4 separate regions of the Homo sapiens genome follow, and all the other regions are linked to region 1. Evidence: chromatin contacts called from ENCODE Hi-C or POLR2A ChIA-PET data. All regions are on one chromosome and are shown on one strand. Each heading gives the region's core, a stretch centred on a gene start or an enhancer-like site at or near the end of the contact. The rest is flanking DNA. Distances are from core to core; before and after follow the strand shown.

Region 1 (3,176 bases), core at 495-2,994:
TGCAATGACTTTTTTAACCAGAAATAATTATTAATGGGAAAAGCAAGTTTCCAACATCCCTATCCTTCCCACATTATGACTTCCATTGACAGTGATTTTTAAATATATAATTACTCAGAAAATGGATTAAAACCAGATTATTCACTGTCCGACACCAAATTTTTTCAGTGATGTTAAAAATTCTCTTTTTGGATAGTAATTTCCATCACTTGGAAAATAAAAGCCAAATACAGTATGATCAATCAAGAGTGTTGCTGGTCGCACTGAAAACTGTGAATCCAGGGGAGATACATGCCTTCTGGCTGGAGTTCCTCCCCAGAAACAAGGGGCAAGACCAGTACTAACAGCAGGAAAATGAAATTTCAACCCACAAGGCCCTCTGTGGTCAGGTGCCACCCAGTCCCAAGTAGTCAGTCTCTAAATGCTGAGACCTCTGAGAAGGCAGGAACTTTCTGGAACTATTGTGTTCATTTTAAACTTACAGATTCTGCTGGCTTGCATTTTATTTTATACTAACTTGCCTACTATCCCTTTAAACTGCCTGTTCTCTCCCTCATCTCTCTTTAAACGAAAAATAATATCCTATAAAACAGAGCAGACAGACAGCTGTGCACTACTGCGTAATCCATCTTTCTAAAATCCTCACACTTGACACAGAAGCCAACTCTCATTTTAGATGCTTGGAAATAGAATCAAGAGCAAATTCTAGCATTCTGGGTGGCTAGGTTGAAAGTACACATGGCAGTTCTCAGAAGGGTGATGGGGCCAGCGTCAAGAAATGCTCTGTTCTTACCGATCACACCCTTCATCCAGATCTTGACAATCACACAAACAAGTAGCCACGTGGTTCTTTTCCCCATTCCGATCTATGTACTCGCAGCAGCACAGGGGCTCCAATTCAGGTTCTTCGGTTTTCTTTTTCTTCACAGGCTTCATACTGCCCTTCTGTGTCATGATTTGCACCTGTCACCATGAGGCGTAAGAAGCCCTCAGAAGGTAAAGGTGGAAAGAACACAACTTACATCTCGTAAATAGGTCCACGCCTCTCTCTCTCTGCTTAACCTCCAACGCCTGAGCAATCAAAAATGAGAAGAGAGAGGGGGAGGGGGTCCCGTTTTCATCAGGCTTCTGTGGCTCCGCCTGGCCACACAGGGGGCTCCAGGGTTCTTGGAGGTCTGAGCTGCCTTCACCGCCCCTTCCCAGCCTGGGCAGGCGCCGTCTGGGCACCAGCCGTTCCTATGGCGACAGCCGACCACGCGTCCGGGACAGCCGGGGCGCGGGCGGTTGCGCTCACCTGCGGGTGCAGGCTGGGAGGGCCGAGCGGTCTCCGCTCCAAGCCTGGGCGCTGGTGGGAACTCAGCCTCGGGGCTATAGGGAAAGGCGAAGCATATGCCCGCTAGCAGCGGCTGACACACCAGGCTCCCTGGCAGTGCTCAGGGGTCGCGGTCCAGCCCAACTGGTCGGGCCCCTTGCAGGGTGCGCCTCTCCCGCCCCCGCCAATCCGGAGGACGTGGGCGGGCCTCGCGCACCACCCCGCCAGGAGAATGACCTTGGAAGGGAAGTTACCTGCCCTCTGGCCGGAGGTGCAACTGCAGCCAAAGAGGCGGAGGGGAGATGGGTCGGCTTCCCCGGAGGCACAGACGCGTCTCCCGATCTCTGCTACGCGGAGCCCCGGGCGTGACGGCAGGAGTCTCCGGGACCCGGGCTCCGCTCGGCCGCTCCCTCGCCGCAGCCGCCCACCTGTGACCACAGCCCGCCGCGGCCCGGGCGGCGCGCCCGCCTCCCCGCGCCGTCCCAACCGCCCCTCCGCCCGCCCGGCTCGGTGCGCCAGGTCCACGCGCGCTTCCGGGTGCCCCGCCCCCGGCGCCGGGGTTCCCCGCCTGTCCGCACGTGCGCCGCCCGCCTCCCCGCGGTGCCCGCGGGCGAGGCTCCTCCTCCTGGCCCGCGGCCCTGGCGCCGGGAAGGGGAAAATCGGCTCCCGAGAGCGCGTCCAGGAGGCAGGGGCAGGAGGTGGGTCCCGCACCTCCGGCCTGCCCCGCCACGCCACGCCCCGCCCCGCCCCAGAGGCGGCAGCCGGGCGCCGCCGGTGCCTGCGGGCGGCGCGCCGGTGGGACAGCCTCCGGAGCCCCGGGGTGCGGACGAGGTGCGGAGACGGAAATACGGGAAACCCGGGAACCCGGAGGATTTCCGAACTACGTGAGACCGTGGAGCCGCCAGCCTTCATTCAGACTCCGGCAACAGGCGGTGAGGGAGCTTTCCACCGCAAAATGTTATCCAAGTACCTCCCCCAGTTTCGCTGACCTTCTCTTAAAGGCCCATCACTGCTGCCGGATCTGTTCATTTAGCAACCTGTTCGTTTCATGATTTCTGGCTAGCAGCCTTTACATTGGACCAGCAGGCCTCGCTAGTACTTTTGTTCCAGTCGTCTGTGTATTTGAGATGAAACTGCCCTGAGATGAGAGTCCTTTTTGGGTTTTATTATTGCACAAAATTTCTTTAAAGAGTGTGGGCCCATGTACACGTTTCACTACCGCAGGCTTTCTAGTTTTGTTTTTAAGTAGAAAAAGAAGAAAAACTACAACTCAGAAATTTTCAATTTTATTAATATTCAATTTACGTAACAGGCTCAAATTTTATTAATTGAATTCTGCATCCATACGAATTTAGTCTTAATTTATAAAGCAACTTACTTCGATACTCTTCCTTGAAGTATGTTATAAAATACAACGTTTAAATAAACATCACAAAAATATTGTTTGTCGATCATTTTTGTGACTTTAACAGAGAAATCTTCAAGTTTATAATCCACTCATTCTTGCTTACAGCCAGACACTACATAAATCCTTACCAAAACAAAACAAACCCAGGTAGGTTCACTGTTACCCCTAGGTATGCTTCGTTGGAATTCACCCAGAGAAACCCATTTTCCCTCTAACGGAGTCAATACTTTCATTCTCTACAGGCATCTCAAAAATGACTATAATAATGCCATGTGGCTTTGGGGACTCTGGAGAAAAATGAAACATTTAATTAAAGGCAATAGTTGTTCAAACAGTAAGAATGTATACACAGTTTATATATAGATAGATAGATGGATATGTATTTTTTCCCCAGAGAAAGGGCTCAAGAGACAAAACAGTAAAACACTTCAACTTTCCCTAACTCTTGAAAAAATA
Region 2 (3,176 bases), core at 211-2,710, 58 kb before region 1:
GATCCTGAGCTTCCAAATATTTCCCACCCATAGATAGTTTGTAATGCAGATATTTGCCCAGTGATCCTGAGCTTCCAAATATTTCCCACCCATAGATAGTTCAGGAATAGCTGGAAACGGTTAGCTAGGCTTTAACGGGACCTTGATGCTGAAATAACTAAATATCCTATACTATGGCATATGATTAATTTACTAGTGTCAGGAGAGGCATTGAAAGAAAAGAGATATATTATTCATTTGTAAAGATATTCTTTGGTTTTCAGACATTCTCGAGAAAGAATATATCCTTTGCCACAACATCTTCAAATTTCCACTAAAATTCAGAGTCAATTTATGCATATTAAATTCATGTTTTTTATATATAAAATATATATATTTATATATATATATATATATATATATATATATCTGGAGTAACCTTGCCTAATTCACAAATGAACTGTCCAAATTAGAAATTTATAAGAGAAGATTTTTGCTATTACGAATGTCCTGGCCCATGGCAATGGTTCATACAGCTGTAGCCACTCTCCCAGTTTTCTTTTTTTTTGAGCCAGGGTCTCGCTGTGTTGCCCAGGCTGGAGTTCAGTAGCACAATCTCAGCCCACTGCAACCTCCACTTCCCAGGTTCAAGCGATTCTCCTGCATCAGCCTCCTGAGTAGCTGGGATTACAGGTGCGTACCACCATGCCTGGCCAACTTTTGTACCTTTAGTAGAGACAGGGTTTCACCATGTTGGCCAGGCTGATCTCAATCTCCTGACCTTAAGTCATCTGCCCATCTCGGCCTCCCAACGTGCTGGGATTACAGGCATGAGCCACCACAGCCGGCCACTCTCCCAGTTTTCATGGTGAGCAGCAATGCATGTTTTAAGAGTGGTGGCCTCTGAGGTAGCCAGGCCAGGAGCACAGACCACCTTTACCTGCAATACATGGCAGTTGTGCCATTAAACAAAACAATACTGACCTCATAAATGTTGGATTTCATCAGCACAGTCCTTTAAATAGTTGAGCTATAACATGTTTCTCTCTCTCAGGAGACTGCTGTGCCCCCTTTGTGGGAAAAGCCTCCCTTGGGAAGCAGTGGTTGTATGCTCAGTCCTCCCCTGGGAAGAACAACAACAGGCAACTTGCAGGGTTCCCTTCAGAATGTCTCTCTGAGTGCACCTGGCAATAAGCAGCACAAGACCCTGGGTGCTGAACCCTCTCAACAGCCTGGCAGCAACGAGACACTCAGAACTACCAGCCAGAAAGCAGAACCGCTTTGCTTGGGTCATTTCCACAACCGCCATGTCTTCCAGCAACAGCTGATTGAGAAGCAAAAGAAGAAACTTCAGGAACAGCAGAAAACAATTCTCGAGCTGAAGAAAAACCTGCAGCTGGCAGAGGCTCAGTGGGCAGCAGAGCATGCCTTAGCAGTCACAGAAGCACAGAGCCACCTGCTGTCAAAGCCCAGAGAAGAGGAACCAAGAACCTGCCAGATGCTTGTGAAGTATGTCTGTTCTATCAGAACTCGCTGGACTCATTTTAAGGGGTTTTTCACTTTGGGCTCCTGAGCTTCTTTGCCCTGCTTCTGAGCCCCATGATTGTTCCTTTTCCTTGATTTTGCACTCTCAAAGCAAAGAAGCCTAGTTATGACTAGTATATGACAGGCACAGATAGTCAAGGATGCCTGTAAGGATCCAGTTATACTGTTAGCATTTGGGTCACGGCTGCCTTTGAGGATCTCTGTTACTATGCCAGTTAAAGAGAAAAATGCTGTCTTGCTCTATTTCTGGGTTTCTAGCTATGTTAAGTGCTGAGAAGCCAAGTCAGACAACATCAGGTCCACATGGAGCAGCCCCTGGGCTGGCTTATTTCCTAGCTTAAATTTGTAGTTGTTAGGGATAAAACAAAACATCTTTGAGCCTCAAATAAGAGCCCAAGTTTCTCAAAAGCCACGTAAGATGGTTTCAGTTGTGCTTGAGACATACTCATTGCATGTGGTAAATGGTAGGATAAGATGTGGTGACACCTATGGATTTGAAGCATTAGGATGGGAGTCACAGTACCTGACTCACTGTGTAGACTCATGCCGATCACACAACCTTTCCATACCTCATTACACATATTTATGGAGTGGATATAATATGTAGTTATCTCAGAGAGTAGGGATTCATTAAGGTCTGTAAAAGGCTTTGAGCATCTCAGGTCAAAGGAGTTTGAAGGAAACTGGTTAGTAGTCTAAATTCCTTTCCTTTATTTTTTCCCTAGTTCACCTGTTGCTTCCCCTGGGACTGAAGGCAGAAGTGACTCCCGAAATTCTCTTTCTGGACTCAGAAGGAAACCAAAGCAATTGATGACACCGCATCCCATACTAAAAGGCAGGGCTGTCTCGGTGGTGGCCTTGGTGGTTGTTATCTTCTCTCCTAGAGTAGAATGTGTACACTGGGACTGAATTCTGGCAACTCTTGAGGTTTTGAGACTTGGCAGAACCTGACATCAAAAATCTCAGAATGGTAGACATGTGAGGAGTGGAGTACACCAGAGAGCCCCACTACTTTTTTCCTGCCCCTTTTGCCAACCTTTTTGGCATTCCCAGCCAACACACACACAAAAAAACATAGCTGAAAGGTATATCATTTTTCTGTAATTTGAGATTTGGATTGTGAAAAAAAAAGGAATAATTACACAAATGAGAAAACTCTGAGTAACTGCCAAGGACAAACACTGATAAAGGACACCTGTCATTGTACTTTGTTAATGTTCAAATTTGATCAGTTTACAGTAATCCAAGATAAGTTATTATTTTATAATATTATAACTTGTTGATAGGATTTTAGTAATAAAACCTACAAACCAGATATGTTAATTTGATAACATTTTTGATGCATCTAGAAACATTTATTTATTTGGTACAGGCAGGGTCTTCCTGTGTTGCCCAGGCTGGTCTCAAACTCCTGGCCTCAAGGAGTCCTCCCACCTCAACATCCCTAGGTGTTGGGATTATAGGCATGAACCACTGCACCTGGCCAGAAACCCTTATTTAAACTAAACTATACGAATAGAAGCATTCTTCAGAACCCACCTAGTGAATCTGCTAATTGTTTTTACTATATGCTTAGTCCTTCACTGTACTTATGTTTGCATGTGGTGGTTGGCACTTTGACAATTATATTGTGGTTTGTAAATTTGATTTTT
Region 3 (3,176 bases), core at 436-2,935, 38 kb before region 1:
CTCAGTGGAATTAAAAATAAGATGATTATATTTAACTTTATTTCTTCTGTTTCTGATGCTCTTCATTTCTTTGTGTAGAGCTAAGTTCTTAACCTATATTATATTCTTTATGCCTGAAGAACTTTCTTTACCATTTCTTATAGGGTAGATCTGCTGGCAGTGAATTCCTTCAGTTTTTATTTGTCTGAGAGTCTTTATTTTTCCTTCACTTTTAAAGTATGTTTTTTGCCGGATATAGAATTGTGGGTTGACAGGTGTTTTTTTTTTTTTTCTTTCAACACCTTAATGATGTTACTCTATTGTTTTCTTGCTTGCCTGGTTTCTCACAAGACATCTACTGTAATTCTTACCTTTCTTTCTTTGTGGGTGTCTTATTCTGTTCAGGCTGCCATAACAAAATGTCACAGACTAGGTGGATAAATAACTGAAATTTGTTTTCTCACAGTTTTAGAGGCTGCAAAGTCCAAGATCAGGGTGCCTGCATGGTTGGCTTTTGGAAAGGGGTCTTCTTGGCTTGCAGACAGCTTCTTCTCACTGTGTCCTCATACAGTCTTTCCTTGGTGCTTCTGTTTGGAGACAGAGGGGAGAGGGAGAGAGCGCATGCGAGAGAGAGCAAGCAAGCACACCACGGTATCGCTTCTTATAAGGACATTAATTCTGTCCAATTAGGGCTGCACCCTAGGACCCCATTTAACCTTCATTACTTCCTTAGTGGCCCTATGTTCAAATACAGCCACACTAGGGGTTAGGGCTTCAACACAGTAACTTTAGGGGGACACAAGCATTCAGTTCATGACAGTAGGTAATGTGGGTCTTTCCCTTTAGCTACCTTCAAGACTTTTTCTTTGTCTTTGATTTTTAGCAGTTCGAATATGATATATCTAGGTATGGTTGGTTGGTTGGTTTGGTCTTGGCTTTGGTGGTCTTAAGCTTCTTGGATATATGATTTTGTGTTTTGTTACTGATTTTGGAATATGTTTGCCCGTTATTTCTTCAAATTATTTCACTTACCCCATTCTTTTTCTTTTCCTTATGGGATTTGTTATGCCATTGTTACATTGTTTCATATTATCCCACAGCTCTCAGATGCACTATTTTGTTTTTCACTCTTTTTGCCTTTCAGTTTGTGTAATTTCCATTGCCCTATTGTCAGGTTAGCTGGTTCTTTCCTTGGCTGTATCTTCTAGCAGTAAGCTAGTTGAAGTGCCTCTTTATCTCTATTACCATGTGTTTTTTTATTTCTAGCATTTTTATTTTGAATCTTTTTTTATAGTTTCCATGTCTCTGCTAAAATTACCTATCTGATCTGGAATGATGTCTACCTTTTCCATTAGAACATTTAACATTATTTTTGGAAGTTATTTAAAATTCCCTCTCTGATAGTTCCAACATCTCTGTCATATCTGAGCCTTGTTCTGATGATTGGCTCATCTTTTCAGGGTGTATTTATTTCTTGTCTTTGGGTATGCCTTGTATTTTTTTGTTGAAGGCCAGACCTGTTGTTCAGGGCAATAGAAACTGCAACACGTTGGCCTAGAGTGTGGAGATTTGTACTAATTTAGCCGGGAATTGGGCTATGTTTGAAGCTTGTTGTTGCCGTGGTCACCATTGTTGAGGTTTGTTGCTGTATGCTGTAGACATCAGAGACTTTAATGTCTTCTAGTGACTTTGTTTTTGCTTCCTCTTTTGGTTTTGGGTCTTCCTTTTGTGCTGCTCCCCAGAGAGAATCTGTTGTTTACAGCTTTCTCAGCTGTAATCCACTATTATTATTGGAAGCTTATATAAGTGTGGTGATTGGGTGTGGACGATGGGGAGCATTCTCTGTTCTGATTAAGTCTCAGTGTTTGGAATGCACAGCTTTAAGCACTCAGATAATTTCTGTTCCCACTCCAGTGGTAGAGCTTTTTTCTGCCCCCTTTTTCCCTTTATCCGCAGTGGGTATCCACCACTGTCTCAGTCTGTGACCTTAAAGACCTTCCCTCTGGAGAATAAGGCTTCCCCAACCCCTAAGTGAGATAGGGAGGACTTGTCTGGGCAGAATCCCCTGAATCCCCTTCCCTCAGATGCAGTGCTAATCTGCCAGTGTACTGGGTTGGTTGCTAGGACAGATAAACCTTTTGTTTCCTAAGGAAGAATGCTCTGGGAAGATTTTGCAGTTGCTGCTGTGCCTCTCCCCAGCCAGAACCATGGTGCAAACTTTCTGTGGATTCTCCATGATCTTCTCTGTGAGAGCCTGGTAGCGTTCTTATAAGAAAAGCCTTCAAAGGGATGAGAAGCACCCCCATGACTGTGATCCCCAGGAGCTTCAACCTTCTCATGCTGGCCCACTCACTGTCTGCCTCCATCAGTTCACCAAAATTTCTAGTTTAATTGTCTTACTCATATGGTATCCAGTGGCTTCTGCCTCCGGTAAACAAATGCTTAGGTCCTGTGCCTCCCTGAAGATGCCTGTCTCTCCAAATTTGGGGGTAGCTTCAGATCTCTGATCAGTTCACAAAAAGTCATTAATTTGTTGCATGACCAGCTTTTTCCTTGTTGGAAGAAAACTTATGCAGAACAAGAATGGTGAAAAATACATTACTGACCAAGAGATCATTTTATTTCTCTCACTATATCAAGCCCAAACATTTTCCTTTTAGAAGCTGCAGTTCATAGCAATAGATAAGAAGATTTTGTCACATAGACTAGTTTCCATTTCATTAGTCAACTGGAGCTATCTAAATTGAGATAGGTGCATTTATAGGCTGGCTATACTTGAGTCTTCTTTGAGGACAACTTTAGATATAAAATGCACATGGCAATTGTCTTCTTTTCCTTCTGGACAAAGATGCTCTACACAGTGTGCTTCTCCACTCAGATTTTCATAGGTCTTATTCCTTTTTACCCATCAAGTTCTGCCAAGCAATTCTTTACTTCCTTATATGCTTTATATAACTTTTCCCAGTAAGCAACCTCCAAGGCCATAGTAGTGTTATTCCTCTGGATATCAAAAAGATAGTGGCACTTCTGAACAAGTGCCTTCTGAGACTTCTCTGAATCATTTGTATCCTAGATGTGTTTGGTTGAACTCTGCTTAACCTCTTCTATTTGGGCGGGTATTTTTGCTCATTGAGTGTACCAGCAAATTGTCCAACAGAGGTACCATGTTTTCTAATGACATAGATAAAAAAAAACCC
Region 4 (3,176 bases), core at 472-2,971, 35 kb after region 1:
AATCACAGAAATAATTGCCGAGGCTCCATGGCTAGTGAGTGACTGACCTGGAATTTGAACCCACTCCAGCTCCAGAGCACATAAACTTAACATCTATTTTATACCGCCAGAAGGAATTTAACTTAGAAGAACCAAACAGAAAAGAAAAAAAAAAAACCAAGGAACAGAAGCCTGGCATAATAGAGGAAGTAACATAAAGCAATTCAATATGAAATTGTAATGATTTCAGGACCAAGATTACTTACTATTATCTCAAGGATGATGCCCCATCGATACAGAATAAAAATTGCTGCAAAAGCTCCCCATGTTTCAGAAATCAAGCTCTAAGAATGATCTGGGTAAAGCATCTGTCAATATTAGTCAGGTTAAATCAAAGGGCAATAGTCTATGGATCAGAAAAACTCTGCTAGCTCTGGCTTCATCCCCAACTACTGCTGTTTATCCCTCATTGGATGATTTGTGTCTCCCTATTTTGCTAGAGGCATAAAGGACTTATGGATATCAGATAGATATTGATTTGCTTCTCCCTTCAACAATACTCTACGTAGGCAAAAACTCTTTACTGCAGTTTCAAATAATGGCTCCTTCAGCGTAGAAATGAATCACAAAACTAGGCAATTTTGCTAAGCTTTGTGAGGTAACTTTCCAATTAGGCCTGGGAAACAGCTTTTTCTGACACAGAAGTATTATATGTTCACTGTAAAAATAATTCAAATATTCACAAAGGAAGAAAACAACTAAAGGTGATTCTGTTGATCTTGTTCATTTCCTTCACAGAACCTATCCTGACTTGTAGTTATATTTTTATTGATTTATTGACTTGTTATCTTTCTCCTGCTTACTATAGTAGATCAATATACTATCACTAAATAAAATGATGTTTGGTTTAAAGTGATCTGCAATCTCCCTCACTCCCTCTAAACCCACACACACATCCCCAGTCTCCTGGGATGGTTTACTTTTTGTGACCTTTTCAAATGTCACTTCAGTTCATTGACTTCAACCGTCTTCATAACTTCACAACTTTAAAAAAGTAAAAACACAGATTCATTATTTTACCCATTTAATACATATGACAAGTCCAAGATTTTGGAACGTGCTTAGGGAAACCAGTAGGAGCGCTTGATTTGCTATCTAATGATAATCTAATAAGAAAAAAATCGCCATACACTTTAAATAAAACTCCCCAAACAGAGGTCTGAATGTTACATATACCTTCTTACTGCTATAAAGCCAAACAGCCTTTGCAAGGAGCAAAGTGTGATCAGAGCTCCTGTGCAATAATGAATCTATACACTATTATTCTTTATTTCTAGATATGTACAATTTTTATCAGTTTTATTGTTATCCTTTATGCAACTTATAATGTTTCTTTTATAGGATTCTTTTTTTTTTTTTTTTTTTTTTGGAGACAGAGTCTCACTCTTGAGATTAAAAGCGTGTGCCACCACACCCAGCTAATTTTTGTATTTTTAGTAGAGATGGGCTTTCCTCACATTGGCCAGACTGGTCTCGAACTCCTGACCTCAGTTGACCCACCTGGCTCAGCCTTCCAAAGTGCTGGGATTACAAGCGCGCGCCACCACATCCAGCTGAAACTACTTTGGAAGGACCATTCTTATAAAAGAAGCAGGTGAGAAAGAGAAAACAAAAATCCTGGTTTTGGTGCTACTTACCTATTTGGCCACTGGGGGCCAGAGTAGATCTTCCTAAAGTCCTAAATTCAGGTAAACAGCGTATGACTAATCCATGCCCAGCTGCATACTAAAGCAAGAATGGTAAGGACACTAATAAAGCAGTCTCTATGTTACCCTTCATCTTTCCAAATGTCTCCCACTACATTGACTTCAATGGCAAGGATCTTACAATTTTAAGAAAAAGAGTCCTTAAAATGCCTACTTAATAAGTACAACAAGCCTCAAGTAATTTGTACTAAATTTTCCTTTAAACAACTACTTTTATTATATTTTTTGCTTTCTCTTTCTCTTTCCCTTTCTCTCTCCTATTGGTGGTTACAAGAAAGTAACACAATCATAGTGTCTATAACATCTATCCTCAAAACTGAAACATAAAAAGTATTAAATCTTTTTTTTTTTTGAAGAGACTGGATCTGGCTCTTTTGTCGCCCAGGCTAGAGTGCAATGGTGTGATCATAGCTCACTGCAGCCTTGATCTCCTGGGGCTCAAGTGATGCTCCTGCTTCAGCCTCCTGCGTAGCTAGGACTATAGGCATGCACCACCATGTCCAGCTAATTTTCTATTTTTTGTAGAGACAAGTCTTGCCCAGACTGGTCTCAAACTCCTGGCCCAAGCAATCCTCCCACCTTGGCCTCTCCAAGTACTGGGATTACGGGCATGAGCCACCGTGCTCAACCAAGAAAAACCAAAATCTTTTATCTTTCTCAAACCTAAAAGCAGTATAACACACACAATCTATATTTTGGAAGTTTTTAAAATATGTTTTAAAAAATTAAATTTTATATTAAGGAAAACACATTAACATAGTAAACTTACATCTACATAAAATGGTTGGGAAATGGGCTTACATTGACTAACACAATATTATTGTGTGCTGGGTATTATATATAATGCAGTGGAGATGTCTCTTCTTCAACCCTTCCGAGTTAAAGGTGCCCAATTAGGGTAATTCCCAGCCTCTCTCTACCCCTTTAACTCACTCTAACCATAGGAAGTAGATTATTGGTATGGACTGAATGTTTGTGTAGCCGCAAATTATTCTGTTAAAGCCCTAACTCCTGGTGTGGCTGTACTTGGAGATGGGGCCTCTAAAGAAAGTAATTAAGTTAATTGGCCAGGTGCGGTGGCTCATGCCTGTAGTCCCAGCATTTTGGGAGGCCGAGGCGGGCTGATCACGAGGTCAGGAGATCAAGACCATCCTGGCTAACATGGTGAAACCCCATCTCTACCAAAAATACAAAAAATTAGCTGGGCATGGTGGTGGGCACCTGTAGTCCCAGCTACTTGGAAGGCTGAGGCAGGAGAATGGTGTGAACCCGGGAGGCAGAGGTTGCAGTGAGCCGAGATCGTGCTACTGCACTCTAGCTCAGGGGACAGAGCAAGACTCTGTCAGGAAAGAAAGAAAGAAAAGGAAGGAAGGAAGGAAGGAAGGAAGGAAGGAAAGAAACAGAGAGAGAAAGAGAGAGAGAAAGGAAAAG

What was found. Hi-C counts contacts between places; a loop is a spot of excess contacts on that map. ChIA-PET counts read pairs that join two places held with the same protein, here RNA polymerase II (POLR2A). Pooled maps may share reads with other maps.
Region 2: a loop to region 1 is called in a map of B cell, with 7 times the contacts of the local background. The contact joins the enhancer-like site here to the promoter of ZDHHC23 in region 1. A Hi-C loop is called at or near these places in 2 of 168 maps with a recorded cell type or tissue (B cell and OCI-LY7) and 5 of 50 pooled maps. POLR2A ChIA-PET finds 5 or more read pairs at or near these places in 3 of 52 experiments (BJ, WTC11 and activated naive CD4-positive, alpha-beta T cell).
Region 3: a loop to region 1 is called in a map of B cell, with 4 times the contacts of the local background. The contact joins the enhancer-like site here to the promoter of ZDHHC23 in region 1. A Hi-C loop is called at or near these places in 1 of 168 maps with a recorded cell type or tissue (B cell) and 2 of 50 pooled maps. POLR2A ChIA-PET finds 5 or more read pairs at or near these places in 5 of 52 experiments (BJ, OCI-LY7, WTC11 and 2 more).
Region 4: a loop to region 1 is called in a map of naive thymus-derived CD4-positive, alpha-beta T cell, with 2.9 times the contacts of the local background. The contact joins the enhancer-like site here to the promoter of ZDHHC23 in region 1. A Hi-C loop is called at or near these places in 3 of 168 maps with a recorded cell type or tissue (endothelial cell of hepatic sinusoid and naive thymus-derived CD4-positive, alpha-beta T cell), 1 of 37 single-sample maps with no recorded cell type and 9 of 50 pooled maps. POLR2A ChIA-PET finds 5 or more read pairs at or near these places in 3 of 52 experiments (H1, HCT116 and OCI-LY7).

Annotation. Positions count from the first base shown.
Region 1 is chr3:113,946,581-113,949,756 of GRCh38, reverse strand. It overlaps ZDHHC23 (zDHHC palmitoyltransferase 23), which reads right to left and starts at 1,744. Exons shown (of 5, transcript NM_001320466.2): 1 at 1,567-1,744; 2 at 794-1,071. The coding sequence starts at 954. GRAMD1C (GRAM domain containing 1C) reads right to left here. Exons shown (of 18, transcript NM_017577.5): 18 at 2,583-3,176. RefSeq lists silencers at 1,162-1,261, 1,612-2,111 and an enhancer at 1,826-2,326.
Region 2 is chr3:114,003,820-114,006,995 of GRCh38, reverse strand. CCDC191 (coiled-coil domain containing 191) reads left to right here. Exons shown (of 17, transcript NM_020817.2): 10 at 1,034-1,488; 11 at 2,250-2,359. All of the region lies in intron 1 of LOC105374048 (a long non-coding RNA gene), which reads right to left. Among named protein-coding and RNA genes, the nearest start is that of CCDC191, 51 kb to the left of the region's middle. RefSeq lists enhancers at 1,212-1,261, 1,492-1,621. Within about 2 kb of position 1,460, at least 3 of the 41 ENCODE cell types and tissues checked have a DNase peak (open chromatin) inside an H3K27ac peak, as active enhancers do; they include B cell and OCI-LY7, where a contact is called at or near this core.
Region 3 is chr3:113,984,225-113,987,400 of GRCh38, reverse strand. All of the region lies in intron 13 of CCDC191 (coiled-coil domain containing 191), which reads left to right. It also overlaps the pseudogene ATP5PBP8. Among named protein-coding and RNA genes, the nearest start is that of ZDHHC23, 38 kb to the right of the region's middle. RefSeq lists enhancers at 1,540-1,589, 1,670-1,749. Within about 2 kb of position 1,685, at least 2 of the 41 ENCODE cell types and tissues checked have a DNase peak (open chromatin) inside an H3K27ac peak, as active enhancers do; they include B cell and OCI-LY7, where a contact is called at or near this core.
Region 4 is chr3:113,911,661-113,914,836 of GRCh38, reverse strand. The region is part of intron 9 of GRAMD1C (GRAM domain containing 1C); the gene reads right to left. Among named protein-coding and RNA genes, the nearest start is that of ZDHHC23, 35 kb to the left of the region's middle. Within about 2 kb of position 1,721, at least 2 of the 41 ENCODE cell types and tissues checked have a DNase peak (open chromatin) inside an H3K27ac peak, as active enhancers do.